Linked DNA regions of Homo sapiens: regions 1 and 2 are each linked to region 3. The links are chromatin contacts, found by Hi-C or POLR2A ChIA-PET in ENCODE. All regions are on one chromosome and are shown on one strand. Each heading gives the region's core, a stretch centred on a gene start or an enhancer-like site at or near the end of the contact. The rest is flanking DNA. Distances are from core to core; before and after follow the strand shown.

What was found. A loop is a pair of places that touch in the nucleus more often than their neighbours do. ChIA-PET counts read pairs that join two places held with the same protein, here RNA polymerase II (POLR2A). Pooled maps may share reads with other maps.
Region 1: a pooled map shows a loop between it and region 3 (2.7-fold over the local background). The contact joins the promoter of LINC02320 here to the enhancer-like site in region 3. A Hi-C loop is called at or near these places in 1 of 168 maps with a recorded cell type or tissue (CD14-positive monocyte) and 8 of 50 pooled maps. POLR2A ChIA-PET finds 5 or more read pairs at or near these places in 20 of 52 experiments (A549, CD4-positive, alpha-beta T cell, CD4-positive, alpha-beta memory T cell and 14 more).
Region 2: a map of thyroid gland shows a loop between it and region 3 (1.8-fold over the local background). The contact joins two enhancer-like sites. A Hi-C loop is called at or near these places in 10 of 168 maps with a recorded cell type or tissue (CD4-positive, alpha-beta T cell, CD4-positive, alpha-beta memory T cell, CD8-positive, alpha-beta T cell and 5 more), 3 of 37 single-sample maps with no recorded cell type and 14 of 50 pooled maps. POLR2A ChIA-PET finds 5 or more read pairs at or near these places in 37 of 52 experiments (A549, AG04450, B cell and 27 more).

The regions. Positions count from the first base shown.
Region 1 is chr14:101,729,718-101,734,155 of GRCh38, forward strand. LINC02320 (long intergenic non-protein coding RNA 2320) reads right to left here and starts at 1,589. Exons shown (of 6, transcript NR_184269.1): 1 at 1,337-1,589. LINC00239 (long intergenic non-protein coding RNA 239) reads left to right here and starts at 720. Exons shown (of 4, transcript NR_026774.1): 1 at 720-770; 2 at 1,640-1,751; 3 at 2,071-2,259; 4 at 2,519-2,808. RefSeq lists enhancers at 1,155-2,354, 1,397-1,456, 2,187-2,286.
Region 2 is chr14:101,837,000-101,841,164 of GRCh38, forward strand. The region is part of intron 3 of PPP2R5C (protein phosphatase 2 regulatory subunit B'gamma); the gene reads left to right. Among named protein-coding and RNA genes, the nearest start is that of PPP2R5C, 77 kb to the left of the region's middle. RefSeq lists enhancers at 2,054-2,103, 2,354-2,553. Within about 2 kb of position 2,397, at least 7 of the 41 ENCODE cell types and tissues checked have a DNase peak (open chromatin) inside an H3K27ac peak, as active enhancers do; they include CD4-positive, alpha-beta T cell, CD8-positive, alpha-beta T cell and OCI-LY7, where a contact is called at or near this core.
Region 3 is chr14:101,789,508-101,793,484 of GRCh38, forward strand. All of the region lies in intron 3 of PPP2R5C (protein phosphatase 2 regulatory subunit B'gamma), which reads left to right. Among named protein-coding and RNA genes, the nearest start is that of PPP2R5C, 30 kb to the left of the region's middle. RefSeq lists an enhancer at 1,022-1,091. Within about 2 kb of position 2,520, at least 6 of the 41 ENCODE cell types and tissues checked have a DNase peak (open chromatin) inside an H3K27ac peak, as active enhancers do; they include CD4-positive, alpha-beta T cell, CD8-positive, alpha-beta T cell and OCI-LY7, where a contact is called at or near this core.

The DNA of each region.
Region 1 (4,438 bases), core at 339-2,838, 61 kb before region 3:
GAGTAGACAGTGGCAGCCATCAGAAGCCCCACTGGCCAAACACTTCAGCCTCAGAATGCTGAGCTGCTCAAAGAACTGGTTAAATGTTTGTATTAGACCAAGGTTACTAGAATGGATGTTTCTCCCCATTGTATTACCCAGCAGAGAGTACCTTTCAAGAAAGATCAGATTAATTAAGTAGGAAAATGAAGACACTCTATTTTCTTTGCACATCTGATGTATTGTGAGTGATTTTGTGACCCTGCTACGTGCACGCATATGCACAGAAAAAAAATATCTTAGAATGTAGACCAAAATATTAACAGTGGTTATGGATGAGTGATGGATGAGTGAACTAACTATAGATTTGGAAGGATATTGTCTGTTTTAAAAGAAAATGAACACTTTCACTCCCAAACAAGACGGAATGTAGAGACTGGATTTCCTCTCCTGCCTGAAAAAGTCAAAATAAATTGGACCAAATATATAAAACAAGAGTTCTCAAGACACTGGATGATATGGTTTTGCTATGTCCCCACCCAAATCTCATCTTGAATTGTAGCTCCCATAATTCCCATGTGTTGTGGGAGGGACCTGGTGGGAGATATTTGAATCATGGGGGTGGTTTCCCCCATACTGTTCTCGTGGTAGTGAACAAGTCTCACGAGATCTGATGGTTTTATAAGGGGTTTCCCTCTCCACTTGGTTCCATTCTCTCTTGTCCACCACCATATAAGATGTGCCTTTCACCTTCTGCCATGATTGTAAGGCTTCCCCAGGCCCGTGGAACTGTGAGTCCATTAAACCTATTAAACCTGTTTTTCCTTATAATTTACCCAGTCTCGGGTATGTCTTTATCAGCAGCATGAGGACAGACTAATACACTGGATATCAGGTAACTAGGCACAATGATTTCTGAGAATGTGGAAAATAAAGTGAGCCTGCAATTAACCCAGCTTCCTTTCTTGAGAGGGTTTCCAAGCTACAGTATGGACAAGGGTACCCAGGTGGGGCCTGGCAGGCTCTTCGAGTTGGGAAGACAGAGCTGAGAGTCCAGGGAGACTCTGGTCACAGGTAGGGGCAGGGGGGTGATGCTGAGAGCCCCTGGGGCATGCCTGCCCTCTACAAAGCTCGTGGTTGAATGCAGGGAGGTGGTCTGGGGGTGGACTTGGGCAATGGGGAGGCTGCATGGGTTAGAGCCAAGCTCTCCCCTCTTCCAGTCTGTCTGGGCCTCTGCAGCTCCCGGTAACTTTGCACTGATTCCAGAGACAGTGATTGCTCAGGTACCCAGGTCTGGGTGTAATTAAAAAAAAAACAAAACAACAACAACAACAACAACAACAACAAAAAACCAAACCTGGCTCTTGGTGCTTTCAGAGATGGCTCAGAGCAGGAATTCTCTAGCTTTGGGGTGCATCCTCAGAGGTGGGGGGGGGCTTGCTGAAAAGACAGGTGTATGGTCCCACCTCAGGCCTGCTGAACAGAAGCTCTGGAGCAGGCTCAGGAGTTTCTTTTCTAACAGGCTCCCCGAGAGATCCTAGCAAATGTTTGCACAACACTCACTTGGAAGCTATGTGACCAAAACCATGATCACAGGGTTGTCCCTGAACACGGTGGGGAAATAACCTCTCCCTTAAATCTCCCCTGCGTGGTGACTTAGGGGAGGAGCCGGAAGAGAGCAGTGCTTCACAATAAAAGGAAGAATTGCTTGAACGGAGGCGTTTCAGGCATGAGTCACAGGCCGGGTGTGGAAGAGGAAAGTGTGAAGCAAGGTAGGCTTCCCAGCACCCCTCCATGCACAGCAGGGGCTGGCCAGCCTCAGCCAGGCCAGATGGAGCCCTGGAGGGTGGGGCTGGCTGCCCAGCTAGAGTGTCTCCTTTTACTTCCAGCAGGAAAAAAAGGCCTCCTGTCAATAGCAGAATCATCTACGTTTTCCCTGCCTTCCTCACTTAAATGCTTTCGAGGAGTGGGAGGAAGAAATTGGAGGCTGGAATGAATACCCTTTGCCCTCCTCTGAAAGCAGCCTGGGAGGGGTGACGGGGTGTAGGAGCAGAGACTTCAAGTGGCCCCCACCTGCCAAACCATTCTCAGGGACAGGTACCAGCTGGGATGTTGGCAGCAGCCGCTCCCCTGCAAGGAGAACCTCCCACTTCCTGTCCCGCACACCTGCCTCATTGGAAAGTGACGCACCCACTGTTTGGCCTCGGCAGCCTGATGTTTCTCATCACACAGGAAGACGGTCATGCTACAGGAAGACCTCGGACTTTGCATCCAGCAGATGTGAGTTCAAATTCCAGCTTTGTAATTTGCAAGCTCAGAGGTGGATTTGCTGGGAAGCTAAACAAGCTTACCTGCAGAGCCCCCAGCTTGCATGGGCCCCTCCCAAGACCTTAACCTCATTTTGTATTCATAATTTTGTAGTCTTTTCCCTTCAAAAGGCAGCCCAAATTTAAAAGCATTAAGCCCCACAAGACCTGAGTCCACCTAGGAGGTGGGAGATATCCCTTGCAGCATGAGAATAATAATTACCACCTCGTAGGGTTGTTCTAGAGATTGTCAGACCGAGACCACGCCACACACCCAGAAGGCACCCAAGTCACAGAGCCTGATATTGTTCCTGGAGCGCCATTGCATCATCCTTGACCACAAGATCTGCGTCATTGGATTTGTCTCAAAAACTTGGGACTCTGGAGATAAAACCTCATTGCAAGGCTACCTTTGCCACTGTATCTTAGCAGCTTTTGAAGCAAAGCATTTCAATATTTAGACACTGTGTTTCTAATGGGTACTGGGATCAAAATAATAAAAACTCAGTCTGCAAAGGGAGAAGAATAGAAACCAGCAGATTTATTATTTCACAGAATGTTCCTCTCCTCTCAGGTAAACATGCCTAATAATATCTGCTTAACTAATGAGCACCCGCATTGTCAGTGGGGCCTTGACTCTGACGACGTAATGCATTTCTGTGCCATTGCACCCCCCACCCATCTCGGAGAGCATCTGAAAATTAAGTGGGGCAGATGTAATTATGCATCTAATATGCAAGGTACATGTGCATGTAGAAGTGTGCATTGTGTAAACAACTGTATCAAATCAACTGCATGTATCTGCTTGGCTCACGTCCTACAAGCACAATTTTCATTTTATTCCAGTTACTTCTTTTTTTTTTTTTTTTTTACAGAGTCTCACTGTGTTGCCCGGGCTGGAGTGCAGCAGCGCCATATTGGCTCACTGCAACCTCCGCCTCTCAGGTTCAAGCAATTCTCATGCCTCAGCCTCCCAAGTAGCTGGAATTACAGGCATGCGCCACCACACCCAGCTAATTTTTGTACTTTTAGTAGAGGTGGGGTTTCACCATGCGTTGGCTGGTCTCAAACTCCTCACTTCAGGTGATCTGCCCACCTTGGCCTCCCAAAGTCCTGGGATTACAGGCATCAGCCACCATGCCCGGCCTTCCAGTTACTTCTTGCTGGCTAATAAATCACCCCAGAACCAAGTGGCTTAAGACAGCCATGAGTGTTTTGTAACAAGCATTGGATGACTATTTCCCCCAGCCCTGGGGACTAACTAGGCTCAGCTTATCTGGGTCTTTCATCCAGTTGCAGTCAGTGGCTTGTGTTTGAGTCATCTGAAGGCTTCCTCACTCACACAGCTGGCATTGGTGTTGCCTGTTGGCTGGGATCCCAGCTGGGAGTGCTGGCCTCTGTGTGTGGACTGGGCTTCCTCCTAGCATGGCGGCTGTGTTCTGAGGCCCAGCGTCCTGAGAGAGGTGGGCAGAAGGTGTATTGCCTTTTACGGCCTAGTCTTGTCAGTCGTGTAAGTTTTACCAAACTCACAGGCCAGCCTGGTTTCAAGGAAGGGAACATAGTCCTACCTCTCAACAGGAGGACTATCATTGCCACATTGTAAAAAAGAGCATGCAGGATGGGAGGCCTTATTTTGGCCACCTTGGAAAGTGAAACCTGCCACACATACCTTCCAAGTATGAATAGTAAATCATTGTGTTTTCCTTAAACTTCATCTCTAAGGAGGCCTGCTGGATGATTATTTGTGAATCTAGTGGTCATCACTGTCTGTGTTATGAACTTACAATTAATGAGCATGCATTTTCTTGGACGATAATAATCCATAATTCTGACTTCTTACTATTCAGATTAATCTTCTTCCCACTTTCCCGGTAAGAGTGACTTTGCTGTATTTCGGGGCAGATTCATCCTCCAAGTTACCCTTGCTGCTCCTGAAGCTGAGCAGATTAGCTCCCCAGAAAATAGCATTTTCCCAGAGGTGCAGGTTGATTTTCTCACGTCCCTCTTTCCGCATGGGAAACAGACTGCAGTTGAGATTCACATGCAGCAGCCTTGGGCTATTTCGTTGAGAATCAAATCCGCAGAGATGTGGCATGAAAGGAAAGAAGGCGAGTGCACAGCATGCTCTGGGCTTTCAGGTCACTCAGTGCTCC
Region 2 (4,165 bases), core at 1,147-3,646, 47 kb after region 3:
GTGGGAGAGGCGCCTGGACTTCTTGGCCCCTCACAGGTCATGTGGTAGACATAAGTTGTTATTACTGTGAGCCAGTAGAGACTTTCAGGTTTGATGGCTGGAAAACAAATGCTCATTTTATAAGTTTTTTTTTGTTTTGTGTTTTGTTTTGTTTTGTTTTTGAGACGGAGTTTCACTCTTGTTGCCCAGGCTGGAGTGCAGTGGTGCGATCTCGGCTCACCGCAACCTCCGCCCCTTGGGTTCAAGCGATTCTCCTGCCTCAGCCTCCCAAGTAGCTGGGATTACAGTCATGCACCACCACGCCCAGCTCATTTTGTATTTTTTTTTAGTAGAGATGGGGTTTCTCCATGTCAGTCAGGCTAGTCCTCAACTCCCGATCTCAGGTGATCCGCCCACCTCAGCCTCCCAAAGTGCTGGGATTACAGGCGTGAGCCACCGTGCCCGACCCTCATGGTATAAGTTTTTAAACTTAATATATACTAGCTTACAGAGGAAACCGATGTGATTTCCAAAAATTTGAAATAATTAGAAACCTTATTCTCACATTATAATGCAATAAAAATAGAAATAAACACACAGGCGGAAACCAGGCATCCCTGGGAGTCCCTTGGGGCAGAGAAGAGCTTCGTCGCTCAAGCAAAACTTCCATGGAGGCGAGGACTGTGGGCTTTGTTGGAAGCTTTATCTCCAACCTCTAGAACACGAGCACTAAGTAGATTCTGAACAAATCTTATTAAATGAATAAGAGCTAATAATCCTAATAAATATGTTGAAAGCACTATTCTAAGCATGTACATTTATTATGTCACTCACTCCTCACAGTCCCTGTTCGAAGGAGGTGCTGTCCTCATCCGCATTTCACAGATGGGGGAATGGGAAGGGTAGGCTCAGTCACTTGCCCCAGAATTGACAGCTGGCAAGTGGGAGACTGAGATTCAGGCTGGGCTGTCGGACTTGGCCGTGTTCTCATGTGCAGAACCACCATTGCCTCCAAATTAATGAAAAAATGAGATAAGGTAATGGCTTAGAGTTAATGTGTAAAGATTGTTATTAAATAAGAATCAAAAGAAGTGATTTAAACACTAAAGAGGTAGCAAAGAACCAAAGTAAGTTGAAGAATTACTGTGTTCTTTAAAGACAAAAGCAGAAATGAATCAACTAAGAAAAAGAGAGAATGAAACCAAAGAACAGGTTTTGGAAGGGGGCAGACAGCGATGAAGCGGGGAGAGTAAAGACAAGTAGACCTGGAGCCGGTGTGGTGGAAAAAGGAGAGAAATCATAGCGTGTAAGAAGTAGTAATCGTCGAAGGAAGGTGAATGCAAGCGTCTTGTGAATCTGAAAATGGCATTTTGTAAAATTCACTTTCCATTCCTGATTTGTAGTTTGTTTGCTTATTTGTTAACTTTCTTAAATAATTTCAAAAGCATGGAAAAGTTGCAAGAATGATATAAAGAATTTAATCAAAATTTCACCCATTTGTCAATATTTTGCCACATTTGCTGCACATTTCTCTCATATGCTCTATATGTTGTAACGAGCAGGCGGTCTTCCCAGCCCCTCCTTTACCTTCAGGGCCCTGGCCTCACTTCTTGTCCCCCTCGCCCCAGGAGGCTGTGAAAAGCAAAGCACTGTGCCTCCCAGGCACATGATCTTCTCAGAAAGGAGGAGCCCCAGGGAAGGAGGAGGCAGCCCCTGGCACACAGCCTATCCTTTGAGGGTTGTGTTGTCCTTTCTTCTTGGTTGTATAAATCTTCACTATTTTGGCTGGGCATGGTGGCTCATGCCTGTAATCCCAGCACTCTGGGAGGCCAAGGCAGGCGGATTGCTTGATGTCAGGAGTTTGAGACCAGCCTGGCCAACATGGTGAAACCCCGTCTCTACTAAAAATACAAAAATTAGCTGGGTGTGGTGGTGGGCGCCTGTTATCCCAGCTACTCAGGAGGCTGAGGCAGGAGAATCACTTGAACCTGGGAGGCAGAGGTTGCAGTGAGCCGAGATTGCACCACTGAACTCCAGCCTGGGCGACAGAGCAAGACTCTGTCTCAAATTAGAAAAGAAAAAAAAAAAAAAAGCCGGGTGCGGTGGCTCATGCCTGTAATCCCAGCACTTGGGAGGCTGAGGCAGGTGGATCATCTGAGGTCAGAAGTTCGAGACCAGCCTAGCCAACATGGTGAAATCCCATTTCTGCTAAAAATACAAAATTAGCCGGGAGTGGTGGCACATGCCTGTAATCCCAGCTGCTCAGGAGGCTGAGGCAGGAGAATCACTTGAACCCGGGAGGCGGACGTTGCAGTAAGCCAAGATCGCACCACTGCACTCCAACCTAGGCAACGGAGCAAGACTCTGTCTCCAAAAAAAAAAAAGAACACTCATTTCCAGAGTCAAGTTACGTGACCACAGGTGGCACAGGGCCTGTGAGAACAGCCTGCGACGACTTCCTGCCAGTCCTCTTCTTCCCCATCTGTGCCCCTACTCCACAGGCACCTGTGGACACCCTGACCTGAGCTGGTGAGGCTTCACCAGTGCACGCCTGGCTGCTTCCCTGCCTGCCCTCCGGCCCTGTGATCCCATGTCCTGGAAAGTGTAAACTCTTTACAAAATTCCCTGTCGTTTTAGTGAGGTTTCAGAAGAGAGTAGACTCAGATAAATGTATTCCATCCTCCATCTGTAATCATAAAGTAAAACATTATTTGTGATGTAATGCTTTTAAAGAACACCATGAGAACCCTGACTTGATTTATTGAATCGTAGCACACATGTCCAGTGAAATTTCAAACAGTTGACAATGGCATTACCTATTTGTTGGCATGTGAGACATGCTGGACACGGGGGTGTGGGTAGAGAACAGAGGAGCCCATGAAGCCTGGCTCTCAGTGGTGCGCTCGTCCGCACACACTCGGAGATGCCAGCAGTGTTCTCTCTGGGTTGGCCTTTCCTGTGTTGTTTGGATTTTTTTTTTTCTATTTTACAGTGAGCATGTATTATTTTTCTGAAAAGAAAATTCTTCAAAAATAAGTTATACATGTTTACATATCACATTAGCCATTGAATACTAAGTTGTTTCATGTAAAGACCAGTGGTCACTATACACAGAGCGAAAGATTTCATTTATAGGTTTTTATATGGTCCTTCTTGTAGTGCCCACCTTGTACCTTATTTTCCTGGATTAAAAAACATACATATCACATTATTCTTTTCTCTGTTCCTGTTTAGAGACCCTGTTGTATTTTCATTTTTTCCCCCTCTCTGGGATTTGCTGCTGGCACTCAAGTTCCTGAAAGAAGCATTCTCTCATAGTCTCAAAAGAGTCAGAAAGAACCTCATTTTTCAGGTGTAGAAACTGAGGCCCAAAAAGGTCAAGCAGCTGGTCACGGCTAGTTAATAGCAGCCAGCGTCTCTTGCCTTTTTCGTCCGCTTGCTGCTTTCTGGTTTTTATCTTCTTACCCATGTGAGCTTCCAGCACCACCTGCTCCCCCCACCACCAAAAAAAAAAAAAAAAAAAAAAAAAAAGCTCCACTCCACCGGTCTTTTATAACCTATCAAACTTTAAGGATATTTTTCCATTCAAATCTAGTTATGCCACAGATTGATAATACTAAGATGTTTGTGAACTCACCAAACAGATTGGCCCCCCCATGACCTAGTGGGTACATCTGTAGTAATTGGATTTGGGGTTCATTCAGCCTCTTTCAACCAACATTTAAGTAGTTCCTATTGCACTGCCCTGTTACAAGATCAAGAACAGCAAAGCACTATTGCTGTGCTGTTTATCAGGGCATATGCATAATTGTGTTATGCAGAACCAGACATTGTCAAATTGAGATTCCGCCTTTCATTTGGTACAAATTTAGTTGCTGAGTGCAGTGCATTAGAGGCCTGCTTGGACATGCCTGGAGAGGATGAAAATGTTGCTTCCGTTGGTTGCTTCCATTAGTTGCTTCTGTTACCATCAGGAGAGTAACAAGATTGAGTTATAGATGCTGGTAAGTCACTTGATACATCATTAACAAAAAACAAAAACAACATTTATTGAGGACATGCTATATTTCAGGGATTTTTCTAAGCACTGTACATCTCTTAATTCACATCAACCCCAGTAAAGACAATATTCCCATTTTCCAGTTGAGAAAACTGAGGCCCAAAGAGATCGTTTTCTGCCCAGGGT
Region 3 (3,977 bases), core at 1,270-3,769:
TTGACAGATTTTTCTGGTTTTGAAATATCTTTGCATTTTGTCAGTTTTGTCACAGTGTATTTTCATAGTGTTTGGAACTAATTTTCTTTAGAATATTTGCTTCCGTATTTACTACATGGAGCTGGTCTGTAGTTTTGTTCTTTTTCATAAACCTGTATTTTGTCCTGTCTAAGATTTGTTGTCACCAGCACTTTGTGAAGGTTCCTGGGGTGGCCTGGAGCAGCTTTTCCCGCAGCTCCCTCACACTGCCACCTTATGACAGGGATAATGAGATGGACCCGGATTTCAGAAACAATAAAATGTGGAATGTGTCCATGAAATAGGGTTGAAAGTTTGACTTGGAACTCAGTGGGCCTGTTGCTTTTCTCTATGAAACGTCTGTAGCTTCTTAGCACAGTGCGTCCATTTAGAAAGGGGGGTCTGTTAACTAGTACATGGTCATTGTTTAATGCACCTTTTAATCTCTTCCTTATCAGTGGCGGTTATGTCTCCTTATAAGTTCATTTATTCTTTTGACTGTTCTGTTTGTGTTCAGTATTATTCATCTGTACTTTTATCTTTAATTATCCTATGTCTTTTATTTTAACCTTTTCTTCATTTATTAAGTTGAATAGAGAGTTGACTTATTTTTAGTTTGCTTTTTAATAATAAAAGAATTTAAAGCCACGTATTCATTCTGAGTGTAACCTTCAGCCCTATCCCTAGATTTTATTTTTTCCTAACTTTTCAAGTCATAGGTTTTTCTTTTTTAGAGTTGAGGCATAATTTACATATCCTAAAACTCACCCATTGTAACTGGAAAATTTAGTTATTTTAGCAAATACATAGAGTTGTGCAACCGTCACCACAATTCTGTTTTAGAATGTTTCCATCTGCCTCCAAAAGTTACCTCGTGCCATTCACCATTAAGTTCCCCTCCGGGCCCCAGCTGCAGGCACCCACTGATCTGCTTTCTGTCTCTAGACTTACTTTCTTCCGGACACTTCATATAAGCGAAGTCATACCATAGGTAGTCTTTTACACCTGCTGTAAGGTTTTTGAGGTTCATCTGTGTTGTTTCTTTTTAATGCCGCATCATATTCAGTCAGATGGATACACCACATTTTGTTTATCCGTTCACCAGTTAATGGACATTTGGGCTGTTTCTTAGCTGGTATGAGTAACAGTGCTGCTGTGAACATTTGCATAGAAGTCTGTGCGAGCAGATATTTCATTTCTCTTGAGTAGATACCTAGGAGTGGAATTCCTGGCTTGTGTGGTAAATTTATGTTTAGCTTGTTAAGAAACTGTTGGCTGGGCACCGTGGCTCACGCCTGTAATCCCAGCACTTCGGGAGGCCGAGGCGGGCGGATCATGAGGTCAGGAGATCAAGGCCATCCTGGCTAACACGGTGAAACTCCATCTTTACTAAAAATACAAAAAATCAGCTGAGCATGGTGGCACTCGCTTGTAGCCCCAGCTACTCGGGAGGCTGAGGCAGGAGAATTGCTTGAACCTGGGAAGTGGAGGTTGCAGTGAGCCGAGATCACACCACTGCACTCCAGCCTGGGCAACAGAGCAAGACTCCGTCTCAAAAAAAGAAAAAAGAAAAGAAAAGAAAAAGAAACTGCCAAACTGTTTTCCAAAGTGGTTGTACTGTTTTACATTTCCACCAACAATGTATGAGGGCTCTGATGTGGCCACATTCTTGCCAATATCTATTATTGTCTTTTCGATTATAGCTTAATTCTTGTGGGTGTGTAATGGTGTCTCACTGTGGTTTCCATTGGCCTTTCCCCAATGACTGGAAATTTTAAGCATCTTTTCATATGCCTGTTAGCCATTTGTCTCTCTTCTTTGATGAGATGTCTTTTTTTAAGTTGGTTGTCTTCTTCTTGTTGAATTGTAACAGTATGTTTTCCCAGATATGAGTCCTTTATTTTAACAGAAAATAAAATACAGTAAAAATAAATTATTACAGAAGTGAAGTACAAAATACACTGTGTATAAAATAGTGTTTTTATTATTATAGTCAGTAGACATAAGATTACCCTGTTAAGTTGATACGAAAGTTTTGAAACGCTTATTCTCAATTTTTGTTATTCGTTGTAAATCTTCAGATTTGTCTATATGTGTCAAACCCTTCTTTTGAGCTTTTAATTTCAGGGTTTTTTTTTTCATTTATGAAAGTTCTGTTTGGTTCTTTTTTCAGTCTGCAGTGCCATTTTAAAATATTTTCCTATTCTCTTGAACATACCATCAAAACTTGTATGGTATACAAGTTTAGTATAGTATACTAAATAAGTATAGTAAACGCAGCTGTTTTATAGCCTGCGTCAGGTCACACTAGTATCTGAGGTGTTTGACACATTTTGTTCATGATGTCTTATTTCCTTGTGTACCTGATTTTTTTTATTGTATATTGGTCATTGTATTCAGATATGTGAAATAAATTGAAACCTAGAATCAAAGTGTCTTCTTCAATAGGGATTTGTTTTTGCTCTGCCAGACACCTGGAGGCACTGCCAATCTGGGAGTGCCTTAAACCACAACACTGGTTTGTTAAATCAACCGACCCAGTTGTTCTGCAATATATCCCACTTACCCCACTGCGGTTCCTGTAAATGGAAACCTTTTTTGGCTGAAATACATCAGAGGCAACGCTTTATAACTTAGGAGATAGTGACATTATTGTGAGAGATGCATAGCCTCTGGTTGCCTATCATCAGAAGTGATGCTAAATTTTCAGTTTTACTAGTGAATTCAGTTGATGACAGATTGATATCTCTATTGAACAATTACATATTTCCCTTTACAATTCAAAAAGTACTAGTAATAGTCTGCAGTGTATATTTTGGCATCCTACCAATGTGTATTCCCTGTCAACCATGTGCTAATGTCTTGAACAACAGTTGATAATCCTTGCCTGAGTCAGTAGTTTCAGTTTCACTAGCGAATTCAACATTTACTCTAACGTTCTTCTGAAAGCAGTGATTTTTCTTACCAACCAGAGATACTTGGTTATCTTGAAATGGAGCTCCTACTGAAAAAGAAGGATAAGCTTAATTCTTTGTCTTTTATTACCAGTTCCCTCTAATGGTGACAGCTGAAGCTTTTTTCTAGCTTTCTCTTTGTTTTAATATCATTGTGGACTAATATATTGTTGATTTCAGTGTGTTTTCATGTACCAAAAGCATTAGTCTTTCTGGTGTTCAGATGGCATAATTGCAATCATTAAGTGCCCTTTAGGGTAGCTCGTGTGTTTTTTTGTTTGTTTTTGTTTTTTTACATAGCCTCATTTATTTTTGATTCCTTGATTTCTGACACAGTGAGACATCCCTTGGGCTCATTTAATACCTTCTCTTCCCCAGACTTCAAATCAGCCATTTTTCTTTTCTTTTTTTTTTTTTTGAGACAGTCTCATGGTCTCATCCATGCTGGAGTGCAGTGGTGCAATCTTGGCTCCCTGCAGCCTCCGCCTCCCACATTCAAATGATTCTCCTGCCTCAGCCTCCCAAGTAGCTAGGATTACAGGCGTGTGCCACCATGCCCAGCTAATTTTTATATTTTTTGTAAATATGGGGTTTCACTATGTTGGCCAGGCTGGTCTCAAACTCCTGACCTCAAGTGATCCACCCACCTCGGCCTCCCAAAGTGCTGAGATTACAGGCATGAGCCACCACACCTGGCCAAATCAGCTATTTTTCAAAGAGCCCTGGTTCCTTTCAGTAGTAAATATATTAGCAACCAAAATCTGGGTCAGAGGGATGTTTATTGCTACTGGTCTGACATTACTTTTAAATGCTTTCAATGGAGGGAGCGAGGATATAAATTTTCTGAATCGTACATTCATATTGATATTTTAAATTTAATTTTAACATTATAGTGTTTTTGAAGCAGGATATTTCCCTGACCACTTCACGGGCAGGAACTGGACTGCGTGGGTGTGGGAACTAGCTGGCCCCTTCAGCGCCAGCAAGGGCGATCTCCACTTACTC